Regions from separate parts of the Homo sapiens genome. Here region 1 is linked to region 2. Evidence: chromatin loops called from intact Hi-C (ENCODE). Cell type or tissue: endothelial cell of umbilical vein. All regions are shown on one strand. Links, peaks and the distances in the headings refer to the core of each region. The heading gives the core; the rest is flanking DNA.

Region 1 (10,389 bases), core at 739-8,738, 66 kb before region 2:
CTGATTTGGGGGCGACAGTAAACAATCACAGTAACTACTGTTTACCAAAAGCTGGCCGACAGCTGTGAATGTGCACTAAATGAAAGAGCTCTTCTTCCCTGCCTTCCTCTTTTACTCTGACACTAGATTGCATATTCAAAAACAAATCCTCCAAAATACATATTGTTTTGAAAATATTTTATGAAAGAAAGAAAGTGGATATGATGCCCACATTTTGTTGTTTTAGCTAAGTAAAATGATTTATTGTCTGTTATCTCCAGTGATGGTGATTGTCTTTAGAAGAGGTTAGGAAAACAATATCCTCCAAAGATTCATATTTAACATTAGATTTTGTGATTTTTAAATCTTAGTATTTACAGAACCAAATCTTCTGTTATATTTCAGGTCTAATCTCAAAATTAATATTAATAACAATTTAAAATTTTCATAAATCAATCACAAAACATCTGTATCTTAACATGATAAGAAAATATATTTAATTTATACGTGGACGATATGCTTTTTGCAGGAAAAATATTAGATTCAGCCTTCATCACTAATAATGGAAATTTTAATTATAATAATTTTTATTTAAATTAGATTTATTTTATAGTTAAGGCTAACATTGCCAGAATTCAAACCCAAATATATCTGGTTTCAAAACATATATATATATTTTTAAAACTGTGCTGTCTTGATTGTCTGTGATACAAGTCAGCTGATGTGTGTGTTTGCATAGACAGAAACTGGGACCTTTCATTTTCGTAGCATTCTAGTGTTGATAAACCATGAAGACTATATGTTATGGTTTTTTTCTGTTCTTCACGTTGTTCTATTGCTGCTTTTAATGTCTAGCTTACTAGGAAGCTCACTATGTTAAAGTATTCTATTTGAATATTTTCATTTGTTCTTGGATAAAGAATAATTGGATTCCCAAGGGATATGTGATCCAAGTATATAAAGTGTTCTTTATTAAAATAATTTTAATTGGGAGTTCTTTCATATGAGATTAAACCAATGTATTTTAAGATAGGAAGTTTTCTTGGTTTGATGGCTTACTAATTTTAGATGAATCTTTTTGGAAAGTTTTGCCTTATTTATTTATTTATTTAACATATATATTTTATTATACTTGAAGTTCTAGGGTACATGTGCATGAAGCTGGAAACCATCATTCTCAGCAAACTGTCTTTTTTATTTTAAGAGTGTGCTTCTAACGTTATTTTTTATGTTTGGCAATCTGCTGTCATCAGTCTGCTTATATAGCAATACAAGATGTTAATAATATAGTATTTCCATTCTTAAGTGTCTAGATTAACAATTCTCTTTTAAAATAAATTTTGACAGTACAGATTGAGAAAATATTTTAAATACACATCTGTCTCTTTATTTAATTTTTAAAATTTTCCTTTTTAGAGACAGGGTCTTGCTCTGTTACACAGGCTGGAGTGTAGACGCATGACCATAGCCCACTGTAACCTTGAATTCCTGGGCTCAAGTTGTCCTCTTGCCTCAGCCTTCTGAGTTGCTTAAAATAACAGCCTCTTTCCACCATGCCTGACTAATTTTTACATTTCCTTATAGAGATGGGCTCTTGCTTTGTTGCTCAAACTCCTGACCTCAAGCCATCCTGTGGCTTCAGCTTTGCAAAGTGTTGGGATTACAGGTGTGAGCCACCACACCTGGCCCTGCTTTCTTCCTTTATTTTTAAGTTGATTTTTACATTGCGTAAAATTTTTTGAGATAATAAAATATCACGAAGAGAGTTTCATGTTTCAGGGTACAAATTTCAGGGAAGATGGTTGGGACTTTTTTTGGTTCCAATAAAAGTTTATTTACAAAAACATTTAACTAGTTGTATTAGGCCTGTGGACAACAGTCTGTAGACCCCTGCTTAAAGGATATGTGAAAGGTATTTTTTCTCATTATAAAATATTTTAAATAGATTAAAATTATATTAGAAAAGAAAGAGGAAAATACACATGATGTTTGAGAATTCTTTTTTGGGTGTGTGGGTGCGGGGCAGGGAGTCTGGCTCTGTTGCCAGGCTGGAGTGCAGTGGCATGATCTGGGCTTACTGCAACTTCTGCCTCCCAGGTTCAAGCAATTTTCCTGCCTCAGCCTCCTGAGTAGCTGGGACTGCAGGTGCATGCCGCCATGCTCAGCTGATTTTTTTTTTTTGTATTTTAGTAGAGACAGGGTTTCACCATATTGCCCAGGCTAGTCTCGAACTCCTGAGCTCAGGCAATCTGCCTGCCTCAGCCTCCCAAAGTGCTAGGATTACAGGCGTGAGCCACCACGCCCGGCCAAGAATTCGCAAGTTGCATAATATTTGAAGAAAGAAGGGAAATTACTTTTTTTGTTTGTTTCCGCTCTTTCACCCAGGCTGGAGTGCACTGGCACCATCTCGGCTCACTGCAACCTGTTCCTCCCAGGTTCAAGTGATTCGCCTGCCTCAGCCTCCTGAGTAGCTGGGACTACAAGTGTGTGCCACCATACCTGGATAATTTTTATATTTTTAGTAGAGATGGAGTTTCACCATGTTGGCCAGGCTGGTCTCAAACTCCTGACCTCAGGTGATCCACCCGCCTTGGCCTCCCAAAGTGTTGGGATTACAGGCGTGAGCCACCGTGCCCAGACCTGCAAATTGTTGATTCTGAAAAATTCTCTGTGTTTCTGATGTAAAATATAAGAGAGAAAATAGGCCTTCCAGTGAACAGATATCTCTGGGTATTGTGCTTATTATCACCTATAGTCACTGCTTATATTATGTTTGGTGTGGATTGTGTCATGTCTCTTGGAAGCCATCTCCTTGTTGATCATTGATGCTGACTGTTATTTTAATGGCAGAGGATAATTACCTCACCCCTGTGTTAGAGACTACTAACAGCAATGACATATAATAAGGAATATTGTAAATTTGGTTTGAAATAGTGGAGAGTTCTCTGTCTCATATTTTGGATACTTACGTTCTATTAAAAACATCACTCTTATTAATGACTTTAACCTTTGTGAGCCCTTTTAAGTTTTGAAATGTGATGATTCTAGATGTTTTCATGTACATTAGTTATCTTCAGATATCATTCCATATAAAGGGATATAACATGGTATAGATAAGAAGATCTATTTTATTTGAACATTTTTTTTCCTGAAGCATATTGGATAAATGGCCAAATAATATATGCTTGTTGTAAAGGGATAGGAATATAATTTTTTTTACTACTTATTCTCTCTGTGTATATATGGATATATATATATTAATGCAGAACATTAAATATTAAAGATGAATTTTCACTATAAAAATAATTTCTAATAAAAACTATAGACATTAAAGAAAATTATTTTTGATTTGTCCTCACATTTAAAATTTTTAAGTTATTTTTAATTATAATTATGTTACAAATCTATGAACTATGGAAGGAATTAATGTAATATGGATGTAATTAATATGTTTTAAACAGTTTTGGTAACCATCTCATTTCTCTTGCTATGATGACAAAGGGAAAAAGGTAGTCCATGCTTTCTTAAGTTTTAAGGTTTTAGTCACAATCATGCTTTCTTTCTTTTTTTTTTTTTTTTTTGAGACAGAGTTTTGCTCTTGTTGCTCAGGCCGGAGTGCAGTGGCACGATCTCGGATCACTGCAACCTCGACCTCCTGGGTTCAAGCGATTCTCCTACCTCAGCCTCTTGAGTAGCTGGGATTACAGGCATGTGCCACCACAACCAGCTAATTTTTTGTATTTTTAGTAGAGATGGGGTTTCATCATGTTGGCCAGGCAGGTCTTGAACTCCTGACCTCAGGTTGTCCACCTGCCTCAGCCTCCCAAAGTGCAGGTATTACAGGGTTGAGCCACCACGCCTGGCCCATTGTTTCTCATTTCTAAGCTAACAAAAATTTCCTTGGACTTTGAAGGTGGGAAAGAGAATCTTTTTAAATAGAGACATTTCAAAAACTGCATTTCAAAATCTTAATTATAAGTCTCTTTTATATAAACTTTTGATTTTTAATTTTTATGTAAAAGCTGTTACTTAGACTTGATTTGATATTTTTAGACATTCATCAAATTGTCATTTCATTATTTAAAAATCATTCCTTTTTAGGAAACAGATGACTAATATTAATGTCATCATTATCAGGAAATAGCTCAGCATCTGTGTGATATTTCTTAGATATATTAAAATTCTTTCTACAGGTTTGATTTTTATAGCACATCTTAGTTACTGTGTTATGAAGGACAGATTCTCATTACTCTGGCATATACTCATGACTAGCTATATGATTTTAGAGAAGTGAGTATTGAGTGGGAAGAATCGGTTAGCTGAAAGTGAAGCATAGACTCTAAGGGATTGATTTGCCTTCTGAAATTTTGGGTTGTGTTGGAGGGAGGAGAGCAGGATATGAATGATGAAGCAAAGCTGGAGAACATTATTTTTCTTCATTACTGACTTTGATATAATAGAAATTTTTGTAATGCTTTCTCACCCTTAAATGTCTTTATGCTTGAAAATCATAGAAATTGTGTCTAAGGATATGCTTTGGGATATTTGGACTTCGCTTTTGTTTTAGTTTTTAGTTAGCTGTTGAGTTTAAAGTAATTTAGTGCTCTGATATTTGACATTTTATGTTTTTATGACACAGATAGTATCTTCTGTAGGAACGTAACCTATGAGTAATGTAGAAAAATATTTGTGCATTTTGTTGACTACTGATTGATCCATATAGGTCTCTTGATGATATGAAAATATATGCACTAATAGCCATGGCTTTTTCTTCCCACTACATTTTACAAAGTAAATAGTTTGTTAAGTAATCTAGTGTTATTCCTGGAGAACATAGTGACTAAAATCTTATCAGACTGTTAAAGGTGGAAATTGAGTTCTAACCTAGATTTTTATTTTTGATGAATTAAGCACTTTGTTAATTTTGTTTTCAAATATAAGTTTTGGTGTATTTTATGGAGATGCATTACTATCTTAAATGGCATAATTTTTACAAGCAGTAGATTATTCCTTCCTTGAGCAGTGTGGATGCAGAGTTAGCTTTCTTATTCCATTCTACTGAATGAAGATTAGAGAAATACATTCAGAAATTTCCTTCTATTCAGGTCAAAGGTGGAGGTGGAGGTGGAGATTGTGTGCTTTTTATTTATTCATTTTAGAAACATTTCTCATTTCCTTTTCCTACACACTGTACTTATTATTTCTTATTAAAAGTTTGCCAGGGATTGGCAGCATTATTCTTGTGTATTGTCACTGAGATGGACGTAGGAAATAAAAGTTTTCAAGTCCCTTTTAAATCTGTTTTCTCTTTATCTTTTTGTTTCTATCCATTTACTATGCATTACATCTGGCATTTGTCTAACTTGACTATCCGTTAGGTACAAGAAACTAACTTTATCAGTGTTACTTCCTATATGTTATTTCCCGTTATTGCATGATAATTTATTCCATTGAGCTCCAGTTGCTGTTGTAGATAATACTATGTAGTTGAACATTAATCTATCTCAGCATTCCTCAATCAGGGTTCATCTGAACCAAAGAAGACTGAAAATTATTTGAGTGATTATATTTTCCATTATCCCATATATATGTAATGGTATGTAATTTGTATCATTCTCGTTTCATAGGAGAGTTATTTCATTACACAACAAGAATGCCATAGGGTGGCATTTCTGAAAGTGTACTTCTGGACCCAGATGCTTTCAGAGGTCCACAAAGTCAAAATTATTTTCTTAAGTATTCTAAGACATTATTTGCCTTTTAAAATTTCCATTCTCTTTTGTTGTTGTTATTGTCATTTTCTTTGTCTTTTTTATTAAAAATTCCCATTTTCTAAGAAGTGTATGCTGGAGTTTTCCAGAAGCTACATAATGTGTGCTATTATAATAGCTTGAATGCAAAAGCAGTAATATAATCTAATTGTCTTCTATTAAACACATTAAAGATATTTGCAAACATGTAAACATTGCTACATTTTTCTTTTGGAAAATATAAGTTTCATAAAAATATATTTTTATGCAACATGTAATGAATTTATTTTGTTTATAATTAGTAAATAAATGCAGGCAGTTCTTACTTTGCATGGTTCCAGTATTTCATAATTTAGTTAAGTAACATCAGTCCTACAATAACGTGGTTTCAATTTGAATTACCATTGTAATTCAGTTGTGAGTAGTTGCATAAAATACACATTTTGCCACTAGCTCTTTAGTCCACAAACCATTACATAACTAACAAATACACATCATGATCAGACACCAATAATATCACTTCTTTCAAAGTCTGTCTAGGATTTGTCCCTATGCATCTGAAAATGGATAATCAAAAAGAGTAAATTGGCCAACTTGCAGAGATGAAAGTACAGAAAAGAAATGGAAAATGATAGGCCAGGCACGGTGGCTCATGCCTGTAATCCCAACACTTTGGGAGGCCAAGGCAGGTGGATCATGAGGTCAAGAAATCGAGACCATCCTGGCTAACATGGTGAAACCCCGCCTCTACTAAAAAATACAAAAAATTAGCCGGGCTTGGTGGTGGGCGCCTGTAGTCCCAGCTACTCAGGAGGCTGAGGCAGGAGAATGGCGTGAACCGGGGTGGCATAGCTTACAGTGAGCCAAGATCACACCATTGCACTCCAGCCTGGGTGACAGAGCGAGACTCTGTCTCAAAAAAAAAAAAAAAAAGAAAGAAAGAAATGGAAAATGATAATGCTCAAAGTGAGATTTGCATGAATATAAAGGGAGTTACAGAAGAAATCATTGATCATGGGAATGTGCACATTTCTCCTGTTTAAGAGAATCTAGATATGCAGCCAAAGGAACTTAGTGGAGGCAAATGTTCATATAAAAATGAGGAAAGTGGTTGCAACAGAAAGGATGAAAATGTCCCAGAGGAAGTGACACTGACAGAACACTTCACATTAAAGGGCTTCTCAGAGGTATTTCACAGCATTGAAAGTGTAAAGGAAAACATATTGGAAGCTAGTTCAAGAAATATGGCAGTTTGCCAAAAGACAAAAAAAAAAAGAGGCTTACACTATATCTTAAGTTGTATAAATGAGAAGAATGAGGCAAGCACTGTTCAGATTACTCTTCATAAGTTTCTTACAGAGAAGTAAAACACTTGAATTCTCAGTGTTTCTAATGTTTTAAAGTGTACTAAATAAATGTTTTAGTATTTTTTATTTCCCGATATAACTGGTTGTAAGAAAGTTTTTAATGTTTTGACAAAAATTTATAAAGGTCACAGGAAAATTATAATTTTTACTTAATTATAAAGATTATTTTGCATGGTTTCAACTTGCAGAGTTACTGTTATGGTCCTGTACTGCTGTGCTAAGTGAGGACTGCCTATATTTAAAATCTTTTAGTTCAATTTCTAATATGGTGAATACTAGATATAACCTATATAAACAAATCTTTCTATATTTCCCTTTATGCCTGTCTCCTGTATTTTCTGTCCGGATTGAATAGCATAACTATCAAGAGTAAAACCTTAAAAAAAGCTTGTACTCTTTTATCTCCTTTATAGTTTTTATTTCTAATTCTTTAACAGCTCCCCTTATCTTCTTGATTCCCCACTGTCTTAGGCACTCATATACCATCCTTTATAGGATATTACTATAAAGAGCATGAGGGAGTTGTTTGAGGTGACAGGACTGTTTTGTATCCTGATTTTGATAGTGGTTATATGAATCTACACATGTTAAAACCCATAAACTATATGTTGGGTCTTGCCATGATAGGACGTTTAAACATTTATTTACCATTCTTTCAAAATAGAGCTTACAAATAAATCAACAGGTACCTACTGGGTACAACGTTCAAAGCATTGTCCTAGGTGCTGAGGGAGATACATAGTTCAGAAAGCGTGGTTCTGCCTGAAGGAATTGTGTCCTAATAAGATGAAGATTGAAAACACAAATGGTAGCAGTAAGATAAATTGTAATTTTCTCTTAAGGGAAATAAATGCAAATAAAATGTTTGTTTGTGCTAGGAATATGCAGGTGGATAATTCTCCATTGAGAAGATGACATTTGAGTTGAGACTTGGAAAATACATTGATTTTTGACAGTCAAAAATAGAGACAAAGGACATTCTGATAAGGAAAAATATAGTACACTTTACAGATTTGCAGGTTTTGCTATTTATAAGCTCATAAAAATTTTGGATGTTGAAATGGTTTGTCTGTGACCCCATCCAAATCTCATCTTGAATTGTAGCTCCCATAATTCCTATGTGTTGTGGGAGGGACTCAGTGGTAGGTAATTGAATCATGGCAGCGGGCCTTTCCCATGCTGTTCTTGTAGTAGTGAATAAGTCTCACAAGATTTGATAGTTTTATAAAGGAGAGTTCCCCTACACATGCTCTCTTGCGTGCTGCCATGTAAGACAACCCTTTACTCTTCCTTCATCTTCTGCCATAATTGTGAGGCCTTCCCAGCCATGTAGAACAGTGAGTCAATTAAATCTCTTTCCTTTATAAATTACTCAGTCACGGGTAAGTCTTTATTAGCAGTGTGAAAACAGACTAATACAGACGTATTCTTCTCATTAATGCTCACGTCCTATTTTATTCTATTTTGTGCTCAGAAACTCTCAAAAGCATTTGAGTCTGCAGCTCAAATTTCTTACAAGTAGTATTACTGTTTTTGAGTATTTTGGAGTTAATTTAGTTAGGTCACATTTTGATTTTAATGGGGACAATTAGCTATTTCTGAGTCTTAGTTTTTTCAGTAGATACTTTCTTAGTCCTTTCAGGCTGCTTTAACAAATTGTCTTAAACCAGGTAATTTATAAACAACAGAAATTTATTGCTCACAGTTCTGCAGGCTGGGAAGGCTGAGATCGGGGCACCATCAGATTGGGTGTCTGGTGAGAGCCCATTCCTCATAGATGACACCTTCTGTGTGTCTTTACATGGCAGAAGAGGCAAACAAGCTCCCTCAGGCCTCTTTTATAAGAGTACTAATTCTGTACATGAAAGCTCTGCCCTCATTATCCAATCACCTCCCAAAGGCACCCACCCTTAATACTATTGCTTTGGAGATTAGGTATCAACATATGAATTTTGGGAGTACACAAACATTCTGACCAGAGGAAATAGGAAATATATCAATAAAAAGACTCCTTTCTGTAAAAATTTCCATTTACAGAGTAAATTTGAATAAATGGGGTTTTTCAGATGTTATACTCTTGTAAAATATTTTTACAACTCTTCCCCAAATTGCCTTCCTCCCATTTTTTTCATACTTAGGGAATGAATCAACTCTGCCTAAAAGCAACAATAATCTTTTTTTCATAGGTTTTCTGTGAAGACCCTGATTGATCGGTCTTGCTTTGAGACAATTGATGATTCTTCTCCTGAATTTAACAATTTTGCAGCTATTTTGGAACAGATTTTAAGCCACCGGCTAAAAGGTAAAAGCACTAATGTACTATTTATTTTCCCACCAGCTGTCTTTATAATAAGCTTGAAATTTTAGAAATCATACAGTCTGTGTGACTTAGATAGCCAACATTCTATAATGTGAAATGTCAAATCTTTTGGCCTGTGTGACTACGAAAGAGCCTCTGTTCTCAGATTTACACCTATTTCTGGGATGCATTGAAAATGTTGTGTTAATTGCCACATACAAGGAGAAAAGTGACTTTCCATAAGTAATTAAAATAAAAGCTTAAATTGAAAGGAAGCGCATCCCAAAGGTTACTAGATGGTGTTTTAATCAATTTACAGAGAAGCATTCCAGGCATTATGTTTATTTGTTTAGCATCTACTTTCTTAAACTTAGGTATCTTTGTAAATGTTTTAGCAGGTAGTAGGTTAAAAAAGAGGTATGTAAGAGACATGCTTGTCTTTGATTTTCTTAAATCAAAAAGTATACTTACATTAGAAATATAATTCTCAACAATTTAAAGGGGAACTTGGAAGCTATACTCTCTGAATTTTAGATTCTTTAAATTAAAAAGATCTATAAAATATAGTTGCTAAAATTCAAGAAGTATTATATAGTATAAATCTTAGTAACAATAAGTACTAACTTTATCACATTAATCCCATTATCTGGTCTTCCTAAAGCAAACTTGATCATCAGATATTTTCACTTAAGTTTTTTATTATCTTTACAATCTTAATGATACAGTTTCACATCAGTAGTAGTAACTTGCTTTGGTAACATAACTTATGAGCATCTCAGGCGTACTGTGAAGATTAATTCTATTCTGTACTTTTTGATGCTGAAAGCATCCAGGTTTTAATATAAGTGTTTAAATGAGTTGAGCAGTACTGTGGGCCCAGAGCAAAGGATTGAATTGAAACTACATGGGAGAAAAAATATGAATTCATTTATCCCTCTGCAATTTAAAACGGGGTTTGTAAAATTGCTAATGCTTTTTTCTGTTAAATTTGGTT
Region 2 (10,389 bases), core at 1,670-9,669:
CAACTCTAAGTCATCTGTAGCTCAAAGCAAAGTCCCATAAACAAAGCTGAAAGCAGCAGGGAAGAGGTAAAACTGCTGATTGATGATTTCACAGTCTAGTTCTGGAGAGATAGAGGTTAGAGTTCAAGGGCAAGCAAGGTGAAGGGGAACTGTAAACACTCCAGGTTTTTACTTGAGACCCCTGAAAGACAATATCTTTGGAGTAAGGGAAATTCAGAAGATTAATACAAAAAAAGGCCTAAAAGTAGTCCCCTAAATTGTGAGGTGATTTTCTAGTACTCTGACTGACTGCCAAAAGAAAAATCTACTCTGGAGAAAGGTAGCCTCAGAGTTGCTATAAATTTTCATACAGAATGTCTAGTATACAGTAAAAAATCATCAGGCACATCAAGAAACAAGATTGAATGACTGAAATCAAGAAAAATGAAAAAGACAATTGAAACAAACCTATGGGTGATAGAGACTTTGGACTTTTAAGCAATTATAATAGGTTCAAGAAAATGGAAATAAATATGAATATTACTAGACAACTGAAATACATAAAATTACTAGATTATTGGAATATGTTAAAATTCAAAGGCCGGGTGTGATGGCCTTTAATCCCAGCACTTTGGGAGACCAAGGTGAGCAGATCACTTGAGCTCAGGATTTCAAGACCATTCTGGGCAACATGGCGAAACCCAGTCTCCACAAAAAATACAAAAATTAGCCAGGTGTGGTGGCACGCACCTGTAGCCCCAGCTACTCAGGAGGCTGAGGTGGGAGGGTCACTTGAGCTTGTGAGGCAGAGGTTGCAGTGAGCTTAGATCGCACCACTGCACTCCAGCCTGGGTGATAGAGCAAGACCCTGTCATAAAATAAAATAAAATAAATAAATAAAATAAAATAAAATAAATACTGCAAAATATACATTCTTATCATACACCCAGTGGAGTTATATTAAATTGACCATTTTCTGAGCCATAGTTTATCTCAGTGAATTGCAGAGGATTGAAATTGTGTAAAGTATGTTCTCTAACCACAGTGGAATTAAGCTAGAATCAAAAATATGGAAAAATGACTAGAAAATGTTTATATGAGTGAAACTGAGGAGAACTTCTAAATAACCCATGGATGAAAAAATAAATCACAATTGAAATTGAAAAATATTTGGAAAGTACTGATAATGAAAATATAACATATAAAAACTTGTGCTTAGAGGAATAGGCTTAAATAGGCTTTTGTGTATTTTAAAAAAGAATAGAGGCTGGAAATTGGTTACCAAAACTTTCATCTCAAGAAGCTATGAAAAAAGAAATACATTAAAGTCAAAGTAGAAGGAAAGAAATAACAGTAAAAATTCAATAAAATTGAAACAAATATATAAGAAAATCAACCAAACTAAAAGTGTTTTTAAAAAGATTAATGCAGTTGATAAGCTTCTAGCAAGACTATTCAAGAAGATCAAAAGATAATATAAATTACCGATATGAGGAATGAAGAAGAGGCCAAGTGTGTATATCTCACAGACATTAAAAATCCTAAAAGAGGATATTATGAATAACTTCACATCTATTATATAAATTTGAAAATTTAGAAGAAATGGGAAATTTCTTTTAAAAAATTACTCACCAAAACTAACACGAAAAGGATGGAAATATCTGGATATGTGATATTTTTGCTAAAGAAATGTAATCTATAGTTAAAAATCATCCCATTGCAAGCCCATTTTTAAATTGTTTTCTTCTTATGGGTTTTTAAGAGTTAATTGTATTTTATGGATAAGAGTTGTCTGTCAGATATTTATAATTTAATTTTAATTTTCCCACTCTGTGCTTTTTTTTCTTTTTTTAAACTCTCTTAAATGCTGACAGCTCATTCCCTGAAACAGGAAAGAAGGTGGAGTGTATAGGTATTAACATAATTAGGCTGGTCAGTTTGGTGGTGGTAAAATGAATTTCTTCTCTTCTAATTGTGTCTGTTTTTCATTTGTGCATAAAGTAGGGATAGTATTGTAACCTAACTCACACAATTATTGGGAGGATTACTTATCTTCTTAATGTATATAAAGCTCTAAAACAGGGCTTAGCACATATTAATTACATTTTTAAATCTTGATTACTTTTACTTATTTTTTCATAAACCTTCATTTTATGGATCACCCTTATCAACTGAAAACATCTAAATTCCTTAATCTAGTTTTTAAGTTGTTCTACTTCTTGGCCCAAACAATCTTTATAAGTCTGTTTGTCTTCTGTTCTATTAAAAGTTCCTTTGTTAAAGAAAAGAAACCATTAAAATTAGCACAACTTATCCTTATAATATAACAGGATTCCATACACATTCAAATACAGGAAACTAAATGCAGCCCAGTTTTGTATGGATTGAAATTAATAAATCAGGAAGCAAGATTTTCCCTACATTTCTTATCTAGTAACAGCATAGTCTCCTGTGCTGAATTGTCTCTGGAGAGCAACTTTCTTGACTTCATTGGTGAAATTGTAGCCTTTTGATTCAAGACACCGCTACTAGTTTCTGTGTCTTTTAGATGAAATTTCAAGAGAGAATTTTGAGACTACTGGCCAGCCAGTAGCTTGCCTCTTCCTTCCTCTGTTCCAATCAGCTACAGCTAACTGCAGGTTCCCCTAGGCTTACTCAGAAGGAACAATGGACTGAGCACAGGGCAAGCTAAAAGGGATGTTGAGCTTGGTAGGTAAATTGACTCGCATGCTAACCATACCCTTATCATTCATTTTCTTCCCAGTAGTACTGCTGCTTCTAGCCTGACAGGTTTTAACTACTGCCTATATTGACTCCTTTGTGACCTTTCCTATCCCATAGTTTGGTGAATTCACTAGACTTGCAGACATTTCTAGAGTATGTTTTTTCCCTTTCTGGTAGTTGACAATCATATATATTGATTAGTGTCACCTTTATACTGCCATTGCAGTGTTTCAATTTTCTATGTATTTAGTCTTCATGAAGTTTTTTAGAGATTTGTGAAAGAGTTGAGTGAAAATGAAAATAATTGATTTATGAAGTTCTTACTACAAATATGATCTCTTATATTCTTTAGTTCTAAATAGAAAGTCCGTAAGAAAATTAATTACTTTTAGTAAGAATTGTCTGTTTCTGTGATTCTGTGCTAGAATATGCTGGCTTCTGTTTTTTGTTGTTGTTGTTTGTTTTTCTAGTTTAAATATTTGGTAATAGCTTTTAGAATTCTCTGGGGACACCCAAATTCAATAGCTCATGATTTGGATTCATTATATATAATGAAATTTGGATTTTATTACTAGTTGTATAAAACCTCCCACTGAAAGGATAGGATTGAAAATTTTCTTAAATAAGTGATGTTAGACTGATTATTTTCATTAATGAGAGAGAACTCTGTTTTTCATGATTTATGAGAGGGCTCATTTTAATTAGTTTGTTGATTTGCGGTATTGAAGTAGAGAGTTATATCTTATATAATTACATCATGTAATTCAAAAGAAGTCTCTAACCCAAGTAACTCAGTATTAACGTTCTGTCCCTTCAGAGGATAGAAAGTTAGTTTGACATGCTGTACCCTACATATTCAGAGAAACAAAATATATACTCTAGATAATCAAAATTTACCTATTTTTATCTACTTAAACATTTTTCTTAGTCGTTATCAAATGTATATTTTGAATGGCTGTTCTTTACATATTAAAATATTTTTGATGGCACAGTGGCAAAATATTTTTTTAATTTTTTTTATATTTGATTCTTTCTTCTTCCTTTTAGGGTAGAGCCTGGATCAGAGTAGCACTCATGGAAAAACATTTATCTGAATACATCTCTACAGCTCTGAGAGACTTCAAAACAACCAGGTTTAAAAGTCCTTTTAATTTTCTAATATATATTTGAAAGAATCACCTGAAGACTCAGAAATCAGAATAGGATGAAGAATCAATTTCTAAAATCCTCAACTGTTTTATTTCCTCCTTTTGTTACTACTCAGATAAATCCACTGTCTTCTTAGGAAAATGTAATTTGTCAACTAAACATACATCTACCTTTCTGTAAAAAGATACACATTACGCCTGGAATATCCTTTTTCTAAATCATTTCTGATTCATACTCTTTCAACTCTTGAAGCTTCATTCTCCCCATAGACTATTCCCTGATGGATTTGAATTTAAGTATGAAATTTCAATAGCATCTTTTTTCTTTTCACCTCAGTATTTCCTTATTTTTTTGCTTGTAAAGAATATACATTGGCCGGGCACGGTGGCTCACACCTATAATCCCAGCACTTTGGGAGGCCGAGGCTGGCAGATCACCTGAGGTCTGGAGTTCAAGACCAGCCTGACCAACATGGATAAACCCCGTCTCTACTCAAAATACAACATTAGCCAGGCATGGTGGTGCATGCCTGTAATCCCAGCTACTCGGGAGGCGGAGGTAGGAGAATAGTTTGAACCCAGGAGGCAGAGGTTGTGGAGAGCCGAGATTGAGCCATTGCACCGCAGCCTGAGCAACAAGAGAGAAACTCTGTCTCAAAAAATATATATATATAAAATTAATAATTTACTTATTTAATTCATATGTATAATTAGTTATTGCTTATCTTTTTAGAACAATCTAAACCATTGTTTTTCTTGGATTGTATAAAGATGACATCCTGTGCCATGTGAAAAATAGGACTTTGTTGATTTTTTATGATGGTAGAAAAGGGTACATATTAGGACAACAGTCATTCCTAATTAGCACTCATCTGCTGATCTTTATTTGTAAAGCCACTTTTCTTCAAATCAAAAGTATTTGTAAATGAAAAGATTTAATAATTTTAATAACTTAGACATAAACTGTTTAATGTAGCCACTAACACATGCCATGTATAAATTTAAATTAATTAATATTACATAAAATTGCAAATTTAGTTTCTCAAGTGCTGTATCACATTTCAGATGTCCCATTGCCACATGTAGCTAATGGTAACCCAATTGGACAGATTTAGAGTGTTTTCCTCATCACAGAAGGTTCTATTGGTCGGAGCTGCCTGAGATATTTCTAAACTACCGTTCTTTTTTCTACCTCATTAATCATATTTCTGAAAGAAAAGAAAATAATTACAACTATAAACTAGTTTTGATAGAAAAAAATAAGCACAAAGAAATCATATCTCTGAGATCTTAACTTCCATATCCTAATACAGGGTTTGACATTCTGGATTTTGAGAAAATCTGGGCATTTATTATGACACATTCTTTCAACTAACTAGCTGGTACTAATTAAGTATCTTTATTTAGTTGCCTCTATCTTTATTGGTAATATAATAGTAAACTTTTAATTTTGAGATACAAAGAAAATAATTGTCATGATTGTAAGTTTGACCAGGATAGAAAGACTTTTGGCTGAAAGAAATATTTGCATAAAGTAAATCTGATATATACTTATTTAACTTCTTTTCAAGCAACATGACACTCGAGATATTTCTAAAGATAAACAGTGAGATGATGATAAAACCTTAGACATTTGAAATGAACTTTATAAAATGAAACATTTATCATTACTAAGTTTCATTATGAAACTTGATAAGCATTGAGGATACTAAGGCTTTGAAAATGAAAACAAAGAATCGTATCAGAATCGAGTAGCTCAAATCTAAAAATCCTACATTAATTAAATCAAAATCAAGTTTGCATAGTAATCATTTCCTATGCAAGTAGAATATTGAATCAAAGTTATGATAGTCTTTTCCAAATAGAAATTAAATAATTAATAATCTCTCTAAATTGTTAGTCTTGTTTCTTAGTTTAAATGATTGGGTGGGGTAGAAATAATTCTTCAATAGATTATTTTTAGAACAAGTAGTTTAAATATTTAAAGGAAATGCTTTCTGCCTTGTTCTTAAGTGTTAACCATGCTTTTTCATAGAAAGGAAATGATTCAGCTCTAAAAAAGTACATGAAGTAAAAATATTCCTGTAACCATACATAAACATACAGTCTTCAAACAGAAACATGGCTTGGCGTACAATGTCATATATATGTATCTGATACATAGATATATGCACACATACATATAATATTTACACATACACATTTATCGAATAATAGGATTTAAATGTGAATATAATGGCTTTGGAACTCTTAAGAAAGGAAGTAAGTAGGGAGTTATTTCAAAGTTTTTATCTTAGAAGTTAACTAAAAAATGCGGCAAAAAAATCTTATTTTTCTCCCCCTATTTACACTAATTTTTTTTACTGAGATGAAACCAAAGAAATTCTTAATTCTAATTAAATTTGATTGCAAACTTCTAGTCAAGACAAATATATTCATAAGATTAGATTTGTAAAATACAAACAATTAGAAAGAGTATTTGTACCTTACCTTTTATCTGGTTGCTTCCTGAAGTGAGTACTCCTAGGAGAATGAGAAATGATCTCTAATCTTTAGGAATCTGGAGAATATCTGAATAAAGTAGATTTCTTCATGTTCTACTCTTCACAGGTAAAGAGTAATGATAGCCTTTAAAATGGTAATACAAGTGTTTATCCCAGTACCAGAGGAGGAGCTACATGAACTAAGGCAGGCAGGCTTGAAAGCACTAATCAGTGAAAACCCAAGGATAAGTTTGGGTGGAGGAAGGGTGGGAGTAGAGATAAAATAAATTTTGAGTACATGACTATGGCTCCAAAGCATTGAAGAAATATGTGTGATCTTTTTGCTAAGGTGTAGGACGTCTTAATGAGCAGTTGAAAAAACAAACAAAAACCTCGAAGAGTTACATGGCTTAGGGATTGGGGTATAATTGAAAAATAGCCAGAGTTGAGAAGTTTAGCCAGAATAGGCAGAATGAAGATTAGAATCTAAGCTAAAAAAAAAAAAAAAAAAGAGAGAGACTTCTTTTGGTAGGTTACTGGGAAGACCTTCAAATGAGAAGTGAAGTAAAAATTGAATTAATTTGTTCAAATTTTTAATTTCTCTTTATCCACTGGCTAAAAAATAATTAGTAAATTTCAATTTAAAATACCATATGATATTTCAAACAAAATTGAAAATGTAACAAGAATTTGAAGTAATAAGTATGGAAAATATAAAGATAAATTAGCTTTATGGAAATTCATTTGTTTACTTTGCAATTATATCAGTATTTAATTTATAATGAAAAAGTTGTGTTCCAAAGAAATGTTAATTTTCACAATGTTTTAGCACAAATTGAAGGAAGGAGTAAAGTATAAAATAAAACTTTGTAAATGACTGAGCTGTCACAGAGAGAAAAAATGAGTTGACAAATACTTTTCTCAATTACAGAAAAGTAGACAGAATAGTGATAAGTAACCAAAATCTTTTAAGAGTTAAGAATGCATTTTGGAATCTGTGTATGTATTGTGGGATCTGGCCAGCAGCCTGCAATGCAACGGGGCTCTCTCTTTGTTCTTAGGCGGATCGGCAGGTTGAGAAATAATAGACACACACAAGATAGTGAAAGCTGGGTCCAGGGGGGTCACTACCTTCTGGTCCCACGGTGCCAACAATGCACTGGATATACCAGCATTTATTATTAAGTTTAGTGAGGGCAGGGGTAGGTTAGTGAGGGATTTAGGGTCATTTGATTATGAGGTGAGATGGTCACATGGGGATGAAGTAATTCTTTAACATAACATTTGTATATAGAAGTACAGTACATTTGTATGGAGAAGTACAGTATACAGAGATAAGAATTTACAATATAGTGTGTGTGTTAGTAATTTCTAACAGAGCCTTAAAACAGAAACACAATCTTTCCATAACCTATGATTAGCAAGATATTAATCAGCAGTAACAGTTGCAACAAAAGCTGGTTACAAACAATCCATGGAAATAGGACGTGAAGATAGACAACTGGTTAGACGAGAAATTCTCAGAAAGGAGTATGCCTTAACCCTAAAGAGGTGTAGAAGAGCCATGGCAAGATGAGGACGTTTATAGCCCTATCTTATCCATATGGACAGGCACCCCCCCGCCCCATGCATCCGTTTATAGGCTCTCCACAAGGGTCGCATTCCATTCCTAGAGCTATGAACATCTGCTTTTCTGGGATAGGAATCTTGGTGATGTGAAACCTCCCTGACCGCACGTCCATTCATAGGCTCTCTGCAGGGGGAAGCACGTCACGCGCTGTTGGCTCATTCTGGCAGTCCAACCTGGCATTGTCTTTACACAATACTGCATGCAATTTTGTATTTACAATAATTAGGAGCATTTCATCTTTTATTCTGTAGCAATAGTTTCAGGGGGTCTCCCTACATCTTTCTCTATTCCTTTCACTGTGAGCAAAAAGTTTGACTTAAGTAAAAGGCAGCAAATTCAATGCAATAACTCCAGTGAAGCCACAGGTAGTGTGAAATGCTATAAAGGATGAGGGAAATATAAATATTATATATATAATATTATAAATATATAATATTTAATATATAAGGACTTTATATATATAATTATATTATATATAATTAATTTATAATAATTATATATAATTAATTTATAATAATTATATATAATTAATTTATAATAATTATATATAATTAATTTATAATAATTATATATAATTAATTTATAATAATTATATAATCAATATAATATAATATATTTAATATTTAATATAATATATTTAATATATAATTATATTAATATAATATATAATTATATTATATTAATTTATATTAATATATAAATAATACATATAATTATATTATATATAATTAATTATATATATAACATTTAATATATAATATATTAATATAATATATTAAAGGACTAGAATGTGGGCATTAATAGCTATTTTAATAATTTCTCTTTAACTCTTAGAGACAACAGAAGCCATTGGAATAGAAGCATTTCATCATAGGAAGGACAATATTGACTGATTGATTGATTGCTTTGTCACACTAGTTGTCTTGTTAGGAATAAACTGTAGAGGGCAAGGGCAAAAATCAGAAAGGCCAGTCAAGAGACTATTGCAACAATTCCAGTGAGAGATGGTGACTTGATCAGAAAGGCTTATTAACTGACCAATTACTGAAGGGAAGCTGGAGGGAATGGAGAATGGAAAAGTTTTGAAACGGTCTGTATGGAGTAAGTGCGTGATATTGGAAGGAAAGTCACTGACAAGGAGAGAATAGAGTAACGGAAATAAAGACAGGAATTATCATTAAAATACTTGATGATTGCATATAGGCAATTTGCAAAGAGGAAGAGTAGGAATACAAAGAATACTAAGAGAATACTTGCTAGAAGTGCCAAAAACAGGCAAAAATTAATTGATTAATTAATTAATTTTTAAAAAAATAAAAAATAAACCACGTTCAGAGTGATTACCACTTTGGGAAATCTGCCTACCATCATTAAAATTGACAGACACTGGTGGCCACTAACTTAGTTTAGTCAGGTCCAACTGTCAGAATGACATGACTCCTGTCACTGTTGCCAGATTTGTGGGATATTGGAGCCAACGTAAAATGGTTTTCAAGCTTATTCTGAGAATATAGAAAGTTACCAAATAAAAAGAGGAGCAAAGTTTGTTTTTCCCTGAAGATTTCCTGAGTGAGCTTTACAAAAACTTTTGAATTCTCTGAAAATATACTGAATCATGTTCTGTTCTGTTTCTGAACTGTTTGAACCTCTTGGGACCTGTAGGAATTGCTAACAAGCTCTTAAATGTCTCCATTGCACCATATCATTTTTAGACCAATTTATCTCATCTTTGGGCAATGTGCTATACACAAAATATTTCTGTTTTATGTTTCTTTTCTAATTTGTCTCTGCGTAGCCTGCAAACTAGTGAAGTTCTTTGCCCTCCATCAGATAGGAATAAGAAAGCCAAGAAACTAAGTTTCTAACACAAAGTGCAAGGTTTTCCCATAAATTTTAAGTTCTTTTTTGATAAGATGTCTAGTGAGAAGTGAAGGCTATATACAGCTGTTTACTGTACAACTGTTACAGCTGTACATGATTAGTGTAGAAATTTAAAACAAGTAAAATTTTTGGTATTTGCAATGTAGTTTAATTGTGTATAATTATGATATTATTACTTCTATGATTTTTTAAGATAGGGTCTCACTCTGTCTTCTAGGCTGCAGTGCAGTGGCACAGTCATGGCTCACTATAGCCTTGACCTCTCAGGCTCAAGCCATCTTTCCAAATTAGTTGGCTAACTTTTAAAACTGGTTTGTGGAAACAGAGTCTCACTATGTTGCCCAGGGCAGTTTGTAACTCCTGTGCTCAAGTATCCTCTTGCCTCAGCTTCCAAAGTGCTGGAATTCCAGGTGTGAGCCACTGTGCCTGGCCTACTTCTATCATTTTTCTTTCCCTTTTTAAATTAAACTCTTGGGTTAAAGGTAAAATACAATCCAAAAGTGTTTTTTAATAAAAATCATGGATAATGGAGGTATTCTATATC

Evidence for each region. A loop is a pair of places that touch in the nucleus more often than their neighbours do. Peaks named below come from ENCODE experiments on the same cell type or tissue, not always from the same donor. Only the 100,000 strongest peaks of a DNase experiment are listed, where the experiment ranks them.
Region 1: a loop joins it to region 2, with 5 times the contacts of the local background. A loop is called at or near these places in 1 of 110 quality-filtered maps.

The regions. Positions count from the first base shown.
Region 1 is chr7:87,641,540-87,651,928 of GRCh38, forward strand. It overlaps RUNDC3B (RUN domain containing 3B), which reads left to right. Exons shown (of 11, transcript NM_001134405.2): 2 at 9,283-9,398. It also overlaps a transcript of ABCB1 not described here. Among named protein-coding and RNA genes, the nearest start is that of RUNDC3B, 18 kb to the left of the region's middle. In endothelial cell of umbilical vein, for the core only: no CTCF peak of the experiment used is centred there; no DNase peak of the experiment used is centred there; H3K27ac peaks cover 1,209 bases.
Region 2 is chr7:87,706,820-87,717,208 of GRCh38, forward strand. RUNDC3B (RUN domain containing 3B) reads left to right here. Exons shown (of 11, transcript NM_001134405.2): 4 at 3,751-3,836. It also overlaps a transcript of ABCB1 not described here. Among named protein-coding and RNA genes, the nearest start is that of RUNDC3B, 84 kb to the left of the region's middle. In endothelial cell of umbilical vein, for the core only: no CTCF peak of the experiment used is centred there; DNase peaks (open chromatin) are centred at 6,012 and 6,442; H3K27ac peaks cover 1,945 bases.